Regions from separate parts of the Homo sapiens genome. Here region 2 is linked to region 1. Evidence: chromatin contacts called from ENCODE Hi-C data. All regions are on one chromosome and are shown on one strand. The core of a region is the stretch at or near the end of the contact, and the rest is flanking DNA. Distances in the headings are between cores, read along the strand shown.

Region 1 (6,896 bases), core at 2,578-5,077:
CTTAATAAACATATGCTAAAATGTAAATTATTACATAGCTTTCCAGAAATGAGGGAAATTGATAAATTTTGAGTTATGACATGAAAGATTATGAAAGGTAGCAAACGTAAGCCTTAACTGCTATTATGTTTTAATGGTATTATTTTGTGGTCAGTTAGAAAAGATTTGTAACCCAACTAGTGGATTATTTACACCTGGACAGGACTCAATAAAAGCTTTGTGTTTCTTGGATAGTTTATTTCTACACCACACATATAGGAAAATATCTTGAACTCTGCCCTACATGTACATTTCTTGCCACCTCACCCCCTGCCCCACCCTACCTACAACCTGCTCCTGCTCTGCACATTGCCATTTCTTTTGTATTGCAGGGAAAAAAGATAGTTACTATAATTTTAAAAATATGCATAACTGTTGGGAGTCCATCTTTAACATTTTAGAAATACTCTTTGATTTATTGTCCTGACATGTGGCTAACAAAAAACAAAACCGAGTGTGTTTTGAACACTGTTCATGGCTTACCTGATTCAGACTCATGGTTTCTCTCTTTAGCGTATTTTAGAAATGCTGGTAACCCTCATCTTGAAGTCATTGAAGAGACCATCTTAGCATTGCAGTCAGACCGGGACCAAGATGTTTCCTTTTTTGCAGCCCTAGAACCAAAGCGGCGGAATATCATAGACACTGCTGTACTAGAAAAACAGAATTAACTACTTCCGTGATGAGTTGCAATCTGATTATTTCATGCTTGGCACATATGGCTTACCATAACTTGAAGGGGAACTGATTGTATTATACCAGCTGGGGGAGATTTTGGAACCTTTCATACTGTGCACTCAGTGATTGACGCCTTTTCCATCTGTACCCCGAAGGGACTGAACCTGATGGGGGCTTTTTCTGGATGGCTGGGCCATCCTGATCAAGCCTGATCAGTAAGTCTGTGGAAAGATTGCAGACCAGGTGGCTAACTGGGCACTGGAGCCTCTGAACCATCAGGCTGTCTGCCAGCAAGTTCTTTTCTCCATGGCAGACTGTATGATCTGAAGTCCCCCCAACCCTCTCCAAGTAAAGTAGTTTATTAGAAGCTCTTAAGTCTTTAATAGACCTGCATATTTCCTTCCCTTATGATTTCCTATAAAATATAGTTTATGGTGTTATATTTTTAACTGAAATACTGTACATATGTAAATAACTCTTGACAGGAAGAAAATATATTAATGTAGTATTTGCCCCCTATCAGTGAGCTGAACAAATACATCATTTAAATCTATGCTGCACTTTGAGTTGCTACAAATATGGTTCGATTTGTTTATTTTTGAAAAATGTGATAAAGAAATCTAAAGAATGATTGATGGCAGTCTTTCTAATATTGTGCCTTTGTTATAAACTACTTGGAACTTTTCCTCAGGCACTCACTCCTCCCTGCCTGACAGGAACTGTTTCCATGAAGATATGTGTTGGCCTTTGATAGAGGCATAAAGCTGAAAGATTTTTCATTTTTATATGGATATGCTGTCATATGTTTAAGAACTTGAGAGGGAAATGGATAACTGAGGTTTTTCCATTTTTATATGGATATGCTATATGTTTAAACTTGGGAGGGAAATTGATAACTGAGATGCATGGATATTGACTTTATATCTAATGCTTTAGAATCTTAACCAAAAAAAGGAAAACCTAGTTCTGATCATAACCTGCCCACAAGTTCTACGCACCTGTGACTTTGGGGGTCAAATTATATACTCTTCAAATTGACTTAAGTACACACCGCTTAGATTTCATGCGTTTCAAATTTAGACTAAGAGAAAGATGCTCTAGAATTTAACCAGGTTTTTTAAATCAGTAATTTAAGATTTTCTAACCATTTGAACAAATTTTACTTACATGTATGCACATGTCATTTTTCGTGTTTCTATTTTTATGTTCTCAAAGGTAGGATAAGGGAAGGAAGGAGGAAACAGCCCATTTGGGGTTCAAGAGCTAGCTCTGCTAAGGGCTTGTAAGCTATTTCTATTCTGCCCTTTGGTCTTTTTCTTGTTTGTCTTGTCTTTATTTTTAAATGAAATTCTTGAAGCTATGTATTGAATTTTCTAGTATAGAGGATGTGACTTCCACCTCCAAATTCCATTTAACTGATTCTTTTAAAAGAAAGATAGGCGTATATACACCACGCCAAAATAATAATAAGGTACCTATGTGAGAATTGCAAATTATACCCCAGGGTAGCATTTAGGCAGCGTCGGCAAAAAGTGAGTTAATAAATCAGAAGCTACATATTAAAAAAAAAATCAGTCAATCCGTCGTGTGTTTAATTCTTGCCTAAAGTAAATGGAGATATTGTTTTGCTTTGGTAACCAGCAATTTTTAATTTTTTTTTATTGCCCGCAAATTGAGATTGTTTTGTTAAAATCTGTTGATCTAGCAGCAAGTAGAATTATTCAACTGGAATCTTGTATTCTATTCAGAGCTTAATTTTCCGTTAAGGAAAAAAATGAGCTTCAGTTTGTGTTGTGATGTGTATAATTTGCATGCTGAATCACAACATGCTTGGAGAGATTGTAGAGACTCTTTGGTAAATAATCTAACCTTTACAATTTCCGTTTATATGTTAACATTTTTCTATAATATGAGTGCCTTTCCAATGCACAGATATTTTTTATGGCTGTAATTTCTCTGTAAAAATAATTTTTAAGCATACATTTTATTCTTTTTTTGCAACAACCGAGATTTTTCCAAGATTGTTCTGTTTCCCCTCGCCCTCCTAGCTCCCGCCCCCGTCACTTCGGCGCTTGTATTTTCTAATTATTCATGGGTGCCATGTTGAGTGTTTGTAATTTGACCACCACAGGTAAGCTTCCTGTTTACTTGAACACTCAGCCTCATCTCCGGTGAATGAAGGGAAAAGCACAGATGGGTTTCTCCCAGGCACAGCTCACTCCAAAGGTGTCTTCATAGAGCCAACCCAGCCTTTCTCAAGGGAGCATTTCCCCACTTAATGTGTTTATCAGCATCTTTCTTCCGCCAAGAATTCAAGAGCATTTTCAAAATTGATAGATTTTGGTGCAGTTTTGCAAGTTTCCGTGGAAGGCTGTCTCCCGCTTCTGGGATCCACCCCCATGTCGGGACCAGATCGGCTGCAGGGAGTCATGTTTATGAAATGTTGGTGGTTTTTTTTTTTTTTCATTCATACTAGAAGTGTTTTTATAACGAAAATCTGCACTTTACAACTCTGCAGGCCATGCATGCAATGGTGATTTACAGCCTTGTTTACGTGTAATTCCTCCAGGTGATTTATCCCAATTTATGCAAAGATCCTATTTTAAACAGACACGGAGAAGTGGTAACCGTTTCCTAACAGCAGCAAGAATGCCCCTTCCGTTTGCCTGGTGAAAAGAACTGACATTAACAGCAGCTTGGAGGCTTCGAGGAGGTGGGGACGTGGCCTGAGCTCGGGACGGGGGCCCAGTGCGGGTTGTCGGAGCGTGGCTGCCCGGCGATGTCTCTGTATTTATCAATAAATCTCCCGGTTGCTCTGGGAAGCACTTATGTCCTGTTCCATTATTTAAGAACCGTCTCCCGCGGCCGCGTGAAACTGCGGCTTTGTTCATCGCGGAGCGGGAAAGGACTGCGGGACCTTGGGGGGCCGCCCGCCCATCGGTCTCCCTGGAGGCTCGGGCGGCAGGCAGGGAGGGGCCTCGCCTTGCGTCTGGAGGGGGCGGTCCTGGCGGGGCCTGGGCGTCACAGTGGGGCGGGGGGCGCATGGGCCCGCCTTGGGGCGTCAGGGCGGGGGCGGCGATGACGCGTGGCCACCGCACTCGAGCCGCGGATGACGCGCGGCCGCGCCTGGGGGATGCGGCGGGCGGCGGCGGGGGCGGGCGGAGCGCGGGCGGCGGGGCCAACTGGGGGCGCCTCTCGCCTGCACCCCAATGCGGGACGCAGGAGCGGTGCGCGGGCCGGGGCTCAGGGGTGCGGCGGGCCCAGGGTGGGCTCGGCGGACTCGCGGGCCCTCCCCGCGCAGCCCCTGGCCTGTGCCCGCGGCCGGAGCCAGCGGCTCGTCTGTGACCCGAAGGCCGCGAGTGCCTTGCCCGACTTGGCCCCTGACGTCTTCGTCCTGCGGGTGCGGCTGGAGGAGACGGGGGAGATGTTCCGAGTGGCAAACTGCCGCGGCGACATGACCGTGCGGGAGCTCAAAGAGGAGCTGGACCTGATGGTCGGCATCCCCTTCAACCTCCAGCGGCTCCAGTACCTCGACGAAGGTGGCTCCTGCCCTGACTCCTTCCCTGGCCACATGCAAGGGCACCCTGTCCACTTCTGAAGTGGATTCCCAAAGGGAAGCCTGCTTACGTGAGAAACCCCAGATGTCAAAGCAAACCCCTGAAACCCAACCACCCTGAAACCCAGATGGAAGGGCCACTTAGGGTCCTGGCCACAGAGGGACTTCCCAATCTCAAACACACGGCGTTCAAATTGGACTCCCAATCAAGGCAAACCTTGTCCACAGCAGGACCCTAATCCACAAGCAGGTCCTGCCTGGATCGGGCTGCATCTGCCAACCCTGAGCAAATCCTGTCCAAGCCAGGACCCCCCAGAAGCCAGACCCTCAGGCTCCCCATGTCTTCATAAGGAACCCAGGTCCCAAAGCCAACTCTGTTCATGTAAGACTTGTCTGAAACAAGGCCTGTCCTCAGCAGAACCCCCAAACCCAAGGCAAGCCTGCCCATGTCAGTACCCCAAACTCAAAGCAAACCCCAAGTCCTCCTCCATGCTGGTCTTGAGAACATTAGAACCCCAAATCCTCTAGCCAACCATGTCCACGCAAGCATGCCAAACCTGAAACAAACCCTGCTGACCTCAGGACCCACAAATCCAGAATAAAATTGCCCAACACCGAACCCCAAATCTCTAGGCTAACCATGACTACTTCAGAACCCCAAATCCTCCAGCTACCACATCCCCCCCAGGATGCCAGGGCTTGAACAAACCTTGACCACCTCAGGACCCCAAAATCCAGAGCACACATGCCCAACTGAACCCCAAATCTCCAGGCTACCCATGACTACCTCAGAACCCCAGATTTTCCAGCCACTTTTGTCTTGCAAGGATGCCAAATCAAAACAAACCCTGTCCATCTCAGGACCCCAAAATCAACAAACCAGCCCAAGACTCAACCCCTAATCTCCAGGCTAACCATGACTACCTCAGAACCCCAGATCCTTCAACAACTGTGTCCAGGCAAAGAGGTCAAAGCTGAAACAAACTCTGTCCAGTTTAGGACCCCAAAACCAAGAACAAACCTGGCTAAATCTGAAATCCCAAATTGCCAGACTAATTATGTGACTATTAGAACCCCGAATCCTCCACAACCATGTCCACACAAGGATGCCAAGATCCGAAACAAACGCTGCCTGCCTCAAGACCCCATATATCTCTATGCAACTTCTGCCCATGTTTCAGCCTCAAACCCTGAAGCTATGCCTGGCCATAACAGAACCCTAAATCCCAGAGCAGACTCTACCCACGTCATGACCCTCAATTGCCCAATTCTGGACCCCCGGCCTCCAACTAACCATTTGTGCATCTGAACCCCAATCCATTAGCCACTTCTGTCTACATAAGGATGACAGAGCCCAAAATGAACCCTGCCCACATATGGACCCCAAAATTCAAAGCTAACTCTGCTCACATCTAAAAGGCAGTCACCGAGCTCACCATGACCATACCAGAACCCAAATCCCCTCAAAGTATCTTCATAAGGGCTCCAAAGAATGAAGCAAACTCTGTCCACAGCAGGACCCCAAAGCTCAAGTCAAACCCACACATATCTGAACCCCCAGATACGAAACCGTGTCTACATCAGCACTCCAAGGTTGAAGCTGGCCATGTCCATGTCAGGAAGTCAAGGTTCAAACAAAACCTTGCCTCCATGAGTACCCCAAAACTCAAAGCAAACTTTTCTTGTATATGTAACCCAAATCCTTCAGCCAACCTTATTTATACCAGAACCCCAAATTCCAGACCAAACCCTGCATATAGCAGGAGCCCAAATTTTGAGCAGATTTTATCACCATGAAGACCCCCAAATCTCAGGGCAGATGTGCTCGATTCCTACCCTCCAAATGCTACACTACTCGGGGCTACATCAGATCCCCACATCCCAAAACAAGTCCTGCCCATACGAGGACTCCAAATCCCAGAACAGACCTTTTCACATCAGGACCCCAAACAGACAGCAAACCTTACTTTAATCAGAACCCCAAATCCAGAGTAAACTGCCCTCACAGGAACCCGAGTCTCAAAGCAAATGCTGCTATCTACGTTTGAACCCCAAATAGTGGCAACTAACCCAGTACATATCAGAACCCCAAATTCCAAGCTGTGTCCTTGTTCACATCGGGAGCTCAAAGCTAGCCCAGCTGGAATCAGAACCCAGAACCGAAAGTTCCCTGTGACTGAATTAGGACCCCAAGGGCCCCACTCCAGACAAGTCCCATGTGGCAGATACCCAGTGGAGGCCAGGCACCCTAGAGCCCATCTCTCCTTCCATCAGTCTCCTTCCCTGACCCGAAGGCGTGGCTTTCCCTATCCCGATTCCCTACAATATTTAGGATATGAGAACAGGATCAAAGTCCCTGGGCTCCATCATCTCCCCACCTGGTTGAAATCAACGCAACACACTTCAAGAAAATGAAGATATAGAAAAAATCTCTGAGCTGCTGCTGCACAGAGAATGTGAACAGCTGATATTGCAGAGAGACTGCAGCTGTACTGCAGGGGCTGGGGAGCGATGGAGACAGATCTGAAAGCAGCCTGCCTCCACGGGCTTGGTGCTGCCAGACACTGCCCTTCTGGGCTCAGTTTCCTAATCCGTAACACAGAGAAACCAGCTCTGGAATTCT
Region 2 (7,371 bases), core at 702-3,201, 330 kb before region 1:
TAGGTGTATGGATGGATGGATGGATGGATGGATGGATGGATGGATGGATGGATGGCAGACTGAATGAATAAACAGATGATTGTTTGAATAAGTGGTTGGATACGTAGTTGACTGGATGAATGGATGGTTGCTCACTGCCATTTTTAAAGCTGTTCTTGATGACAACAAAGGTAAAAGGGTAATTGAATCAGGTTAAAGCATTGTATCCCAAACCGATTTCCACAAAATCCCCTGCCTATAAGATGTACCTTAAAATAAGCACTCATCCTTAAGTACATTTGAGAAAGGCTACATACTTTAGCCTCCTTATGGGCTGGTCATAATGCTCATTAGCATGCTAGCCCTGAGAATTCCTTCAAAGAGGGAATGTGTTTGGCTCAAGGTATTTTGTTCAATGTTGGCTTCTTGTCTTCATAATGAGCTCATCACAGAGCATCCCTCATCCAAGCTCTTTTAAACTGGTTAATATTCCAAACAGGTGAATGAGATGGTGAAGACCCCAGGCTGGGCAGCTGGATGTCTGCTAAGTGGAGATCAGGGCTGGGCAAGAGGAAGGCACTGGCTTCTGCCCATCTTCCTCCTTCCCTGTACCAAGGCTGGCAGTGGGAGGTGGTTGTCTCACTTTCCTGAGCTTTCACGACCCAAGACTGAGTCATCCCACTTTATTTTCCCTTTGTTACATTGGCAAGCATTCAGATGGTGTTAGCTGTAGCTATGACACAATGCCGCAATGATAAAATACTACCTATTCTCCTTGGAACAAGAGGTCAGGAGGAATCTGATCATTTTTCCTGAAGAAATCATCTTACATTTCAAACTAAAGATTCTCCAACCTCTTCAATGACTACAGAATACAAAATTTTAAGATGCAAAGACTTAGAAATGGAAGGAGAAGTCTACCTGTTGGCCCCTTCCCTACTCCCCATGAAGGGGGAGAGGTGGGCTATATAGACCCTCTTGGGGCAAGGTCTACACTGTGGATCCTGTTGGGGACCATTCCTGGTGAAAAAGTGAAGCTGGCCTCCCAGCTCTTTCTGCCTCCCCTTCAGAATGTTTCCCCTGCTTCCATCCCTCCTGATGCAGGAACCTTCTGCTGACTTCTGGAATGCCCCAGAGGCCTCAGCACATGCCACCCTTTCTGTCTAGCACGCCTTCCCCACACTTGCAGGGCAGCCTCTGGGCCTCCTGTGGAGTCAGCTCAGCTGCCCTCCAAAGCACAGTACCTCTCACCACCCTTGTCTGCTTCCCTCTTTCTCTCATGGAGTGGATTCCAATCTGGAGTTGTTATATCTGTCTATTGCTTTCTCCTTGCAGACTACACAGTCACAGCGGACAGGCAGGGTTCACCATCCTCACCGGTCCCTGACACAGTGCCAGGCACATGGTGCATGCTTAGTAAAGATTCGCTGAACTAGTGACTCCCAAAGAGTGGCATTTTCAGGCATAATCGCAGGGCTATATGTTTTAAGTGGTGCCACCATCACCTCTCAGAAATCTACCAGCCCATAGTACCATCCAGGTCATTCATGAGGCTGGAGGAAGTCTTTGGAGTGATAACCTATCTTTCTTCTTTCCCTCCTTCTGACCAGCTGTGGAGCTGGTAGATCTGAACATTTATTCCAGAAAGAATCTTGCTTCTCTCCTGAGAAAGAAAATGCCTCTTGCAAGAGCCAAGATGAACAGCTAGAGCAGAATGCCACACTCGGGGCTTCCCTCTGAAATGCCCCAGCACGCAGCACGGGCTTCCAGTGACACTGTCCAGAGCCCACTGCATTACCCTAGGAAGAGAAGGGCCACGCTGGGTTGTGGCCTCAGGGCCTGTGGTTGCAGGTATTTTAGTTCTATGGTTTAGACGCTGAAGCCTCATCCCACTCCTGTGACCGATCCCCACTGCCCAGTGGGTGACGTCACACTTGGAGAAGCCTGCTCTGTAATCAGACCCTCTCGTGGGGCCGGCTGGAGACATTTCAGAATTCTCTCTTGCTGCTTCAAAGCCTTGGGGCTCCCCTCACCCCTTCCTTAATTAGAAAATAACAGAGGGAGGCAGTTACACAATTTCAACAGCATAATCCTTTTCTGCTTGTGGCTTTGCTCTCACTCCTTGGAGAATCCATTGTTAGCTTCCAAACACCCTAAAGCAATGAACAGTTCCCTAACTTCCAGTAAAATCCTGCCCCAGGAAAAGTCTACCTTGTGAGTGCCTGACAGACAGGGGTGGTGGAGGAGCTGTGAACCATGATGCTTCTTCCGGCTGCCTCTGCTTTCCGAACTAGCCCCACATCCTACCATCAGCCACTCTGCAAGTCAGATTGTTCTCTAGATACAAGGCCCCCAATCCCAACTCTGAGCCTTTGCACATACTGCTTCCATTCCCAGAATGAGCTTCCACCCTTAGTGAACTCAAGGACTCCTACACATCCACCAAAACCCAGCCTCAATATCCCCTTTCCAAGAAGCCTTCCCTGACTGCCCCAGCAGATTCTGGCATCCTTCTCTGGGCTTCCACAGCTCAATGTGTATAGCCCAAATTGTCCTCCAGCCCAGCAATGTGGCAAGATCATCTGTACAACCCCTGTATCAGGCCACATCTTAGGGGTTCCTGGAACATCATGGGCACCACCAGCTCCTACTCCCCTCTGGCCATGCACAGCATTTGGAGTTTTGGGGTTGAGACCTGAATTTGGCACTGATTCCCTGCCCAACTCTAGGCAAGCCAGTCCACTTCTTGGGCCCCTGAATTTTTTACCAGTAAAATGAGGGACATGAATCTGCCTCACAGGATTGTGATGGGGGTTGAGAGAAACTCTGAGTGTGGAAGTAAGGAAGAAGGGGCACCTTCACCTCTTTAATAATGAATCAAATAAGAGGCTAGTTATTCCTGCTATCTCTCCCTTTCTTCCTGTTCTCTTCCCATCTCCTCTGATCCTTTCCACTCCCTGCATCAAACAAATGGGTTCTGTGGGAAAATTTCACCAGTCCACCAAGAGAAGCACCGGTTTGAAATCCCCGAAGCCACATGGCTGTGAGGGTTGAGCCTCCCTCTGGGTGAGGCTCTGCTGGAGTTAGCAACAGAGTCCCTGCACCATTTCACCACTCTGTTAAGACCCAATCGATCTCTCCAGCAAAACCTCCTGCAACAGCAAAACTGTGGCAAACAGATTATAGGAGGATTAATCACCCCTGCCCCCGCACTCCCGCAGCATTTTGTACCTACCTCCTCTAAGTACCGTTAATCAAACGATGTACAGAGGGCCTCCTCCACCCCCAGGGTGACTTTGCTTTGTGCTGTAAGACACCACTCAGGCGTTACCTCTGGGGGAACCTCTGCCAGGCCCCCTCTCCTGGGCACCTGCTCAGGGCCAGCCAAGCTCCTCTGCAACCCCCATTGTCACACTGTCTCATTGGCCTTGTCTGTTAAGGTCTCTGTACTCCTGGGGGCGTAGGTGTCCAGGTATCAGGGTGCTGTGCTTGGAGACCGGTTTCACAGCTTCTCCAGGGCCACTTAGACCTACTCCAGAGACTTGTATTGGAAAATTCAAGTCCAGGAACACTGCGTTTCTTGAACCCCAGAGGCATTTACAGAAGAACTGAGCCTTCTGTGGAGAATATGAGATACTTCATTGACCCTCTCTGAGCCTCAGTTTCCTCATCTGCTCAGTCAGGGCCATGACTCTCTACCTCACAGGGTCCATATGAGCTGTTGTATGTAAGGCCCAAACATAGAGCCTGGCCCCTCTGAAAGCTCAAAAAATCCGAGGGAATCTTGTTGCTATTATCAAAACAAATGCACATCCAAGCTTTGCATGGGACAAAACAGGAGTCCCAGTGGGGGAAGAGAGAAAGCTATTCTATTCTGATGGATGAAATACAGTAGCATTCAACTATTACCATCATTTTAAGGGGGTGAGGGAGGGATAAAGAGCTAAAGATGTAGTTGCCCTTGGGGGGGAATTTCCACAGCTCAGCCCCTCACTAACACTTGAGTTGGATTCCCCTCCAGTGGAAGGTTATCAGCAGGGAGCCCGTGGCAGCGTTCACCCCATGTGACCAATGAGGAATCTGAAGACCAGAAAGGGCCTGCCCTGAAAGGGAATGGAACCCTGACGCAGGCCACAGCGCAGAAGGACCTTGAAAACACGGCGCTAAGTGAGAAAAGCCGGACGCAAAGCACTACATCCCCTATGAGTCCATTCAAAGGAAATGTCCAGAACAGGCAAATCTGTAGAGACAAAGCAGACAGAGACTGCTCAGGGCTAGAGGGAATGGGGGGATAGGGGATGATTGCTGAAGGGTATGGGGTTTCTTTTTTGAGGTGATGAAAATGTTCCAAAATGGACAGTGGTGACAGTTACACAACTCTGGGAATACACTAAGAAGTGTTGAGTTCTACACTTCAAATAGTTGCATTGTGTGGAACGTGGATTGTATCTCAATAAAGTCTTTTTAAAAAGAAAGATAGGCCGGGCGCAGTGGCTCACACCTGTAATCCCAGCACTCTGGGAGGCTGAGGTGGGCAGATCAGCTGAGGTCAGGAGTTTGAGACCAGCCTGGCCAATATGGTAAAACCCATCTCTACTAAAAATATAAAAATTAGCTGGGCGTGGTGGTGTGTGCCTATAATCCCAGCTACCCAGGAGGCTGAGGCAGGAGAATCACTTGAATCGAGGAGGCAGAGGTTGCAGTGAGCTGAGATCGAGCCACTGCACTTCAGCCTGGGCGACAGAGTGAGACTCTGCCTCAAACAAACAAACAAACAAACAAATAAATAAATAAATAAATAAATAAATAAATAGAGAAAAAAGAAAAGGAAGGGCATTCGCTCAAGTTCAAACAGGCAAAACGTCTCATAGGCAGGACTCAGCCCCAATCCGCCTATCCTCATTCATGCCCCCGGTGCCTGTCCTCCAGCTCCAGTCCTATTTCTTCAGCCCCCAGACTTCACAAACAACTCTCAGGTCTGAGCACTTGGAGAACCTCTATCCCGAGAACACAGCCTACCTCCCCATAGCTCTCACCCCACCGGGCCCTGTTTCCAAAAGTGTGAGTCAGTGATCCGTTTTCTGATCACATCCACAGTCCGAGGCTGTGAGTTTCCAATGGATGGTACATTCTAGAAGCTCCCCCCCCCTCGCCCAACTCTGTGAGCACCAGCTTATCTGATCTGGCGCAGACGACTATAAATAAACAGTTAGAGACTGCCCTGTCTGATGAGCCATTTTCTGAGATCATATGAACTTGCTTTTAAGTAGCAGCTTTTCACAGATCGGTTGCTATGAGGCACTTTATTAAAAACCACCCATTTGCAGCTAAAATCCAGCTCCAACCAAATCCAATTTTCGTATCTACTGCTTTTTTAGACATAATGATCAGGACATCGTTTCTGTTTCTATGGGGAAGAATGGATTCAAAGGGCTGTTTTTCTGTGTGTTTTCTCTTTCCTAACAAGCAAGTAGACCACGCATGTTTAAGGCGGCTGTGTGCCATGGCCCTGGAGACCTTCAATAGAGACCAAATATTTATGCTTTGTTAGCGCATACAGACTTCTCCGGTAATGTTGATTAGTGCTAGAGGCTTATCCAACCAAGGTCAGGGGCTTGTGCCCCCCTAAACCGGGCCCATTAGCTTCTCTTAGAAGTAAAGCTTCTGCTTCATTGCCGCCTGGCTGCAGCCCACACACCAGCCCCTCTCCCGCTAACAAATATTACTGATCATGCTGGAGATTGAATGGAAGACAATGATGGGCGGATGGTGCTGTGTACTGGGGCCAAAACAAAGAACATGCCCTTTTCATAATGGGTCCTCCCCAAGACCTTTGTATCATTCAGCCTTTTTAGAAGCCCAGAGACAACATGCATGGTGGTGAGAGGCAGGGACTCAGCATCCCCCAGGGTGGACTCTTGCTGGGCTCAGGCGGCCCCTGGCTGGGTGATGGCGGGTGTGGCTTTCAGAGCCTCCATGGCTTCATCTCCACTAAGGGTGAGAGCAGGCCTGTTTCAGAGGATTGGGGCAGGGGTGAACAAGGGAACAGGCACAGAGCACTCAGCACAGTGTTTGGCACAGAACAGACGCTCAATCCACAGCCGCCACATGGTGACGATAATGATTATTAATACATTTCCAAGGTGGCCTATGTTTATTGAGTGTCTTTTCAGCACTTCGTTTTTCAGTCATCAGTTGGTTGGATAATTTGCAATTCACTTTAAAATTCGTTAAGAGGGTAGATCTCATGTTGAGTGTTCTTATCATAATAAAATGAAAAAGAACTGATTGGAGTTGGAAGCTATTTCTTGGAAGCCTTCTGTTTATCAAATCTTCCCTCTGATCTTTCTCCCCCATCTCCTGGGTTTGAATACAGGCACACTCATTTAATAAATATTTGTAGAGACCTACTGTGCAACAAACCCTGCAGGGAAAGGGGAAATTCAAATGAGCAGGATCCAGACCATGCCCCGGGAGCCCCGGCAGCTACTCAAAGAATCAGACAGAAACCGAATCCCGAGACCAAATATATGTATAGCCAGAATGTACATTGAGCAGGTCCAGAGGAAGGGAAGGGGGGAAGGAAGGAGAGGCCCCTGCAGAAGAGCAAAGGCTTACACCATAGAGAAGAGTTGTCCATGGGGACAAGTGAGGGGATGGATGCATGGCAGGAGAAGCAAGCGACAAGAAGTCTGGGGGTGGAACTGGAGCTCAGATGTGAAACCTGGAGTTAGAGACCAGGGGGCCACTGTGATCTGCAAATGATGGGAGGGGATGCTCAGCCAGGTAGTGTGGGCCACGAGGGAAGAGCTAGGCAGGAGCTTCACGTGTAAGGGAACGAGGAGGAAGTACTAGGGAGGGCAGCATCCCGGCACAGGGATCCTTCCAGAGGGGACCCTAAACTCCATATGCAGAAGGTCAAGGGAGCTCTCCCTGCAGGCCTCATTGCCATATGCCAATTCCATTGCTCACTCTGTGTTTTGTAAGGGTGGCTTGTGCTAGTCCTGATGTTTTCCTGTAGGGAGCCCTTACGGTTCTCTACACCCCTTCCTACCAGACCAGCCCCAGCACCTGGGCCACTTACAACAACCTTCTCCCAGAAAGTGGCCTCTGGACTTCAGTGTTTGGGGGAGGGGGTTGGAGGGATGATAGCTCACTACTTAAAAAAATTAAAAGACACAGCAATTGGGCTGAAATAAAACTCTCACCTCTGCCAACAACATCAAAGTAGAGATTAAAGGCTGATTTTCAGATTTAAAGGCACTGTGCTGATGGCTTTGGGTGGGACCCTGTTTCTGCAGAATTACTGGTAATAGCAATTCTAGAAACAGGTTACAATAACAGCACTTACCAGAGATACACTATGTACTAAGGTCTCTGGATGATAAAGTG

Evidence for each region. Hi-C counts contacts between places; a loop is a spot of excess contacts on that map. Pooled maps may share reads with other maps.
Region 2: a loop to region 1 is called in a map with no recorded cell type, with 2.1 times the contacts of the local background. The contact joins the enhancer-like site here to the promoter of ANKRD60 in region 1. A Hi-C loop is called at or near these places in 2 of 168 maps with a recorded cell type or tissue (astrocyte of the cerebellum and heart left ventricle), 2 of 37 single-sample maps with no recorded cell type and 7 of 50 pooled maps.

The regions. Positions count from the first base shown.
Region 1 is chr20:58,225,584-58,232,479 of GRCh38, reverse strand. It overlaps ANKRD60 (ankyrin repeat domain 60), which reads left to right and starts at 3,827. Exons shown (of 4, transcript NM_001304369.2): 1 at 3,827-4,256. The coding sequence starts at 3,827.
Region 2 is chr20:58,548,556-58,555,926 of GRCh38, reverse strand. The region is part of intron 6 of APCDD1L-DT (APCDD1L divergent transcript); the gene reads right to left. Among named protein-coding and RNA genes, the nearest start is that of APCDD1L, 37 kb to the right of the region's middle. Within about 2 kb of position 1,951, at least 2 of the 41 ENCODE cell types and tissues checked have a DNase peak (open chromatin) inside an H3K27ac peak, as active enhancers do.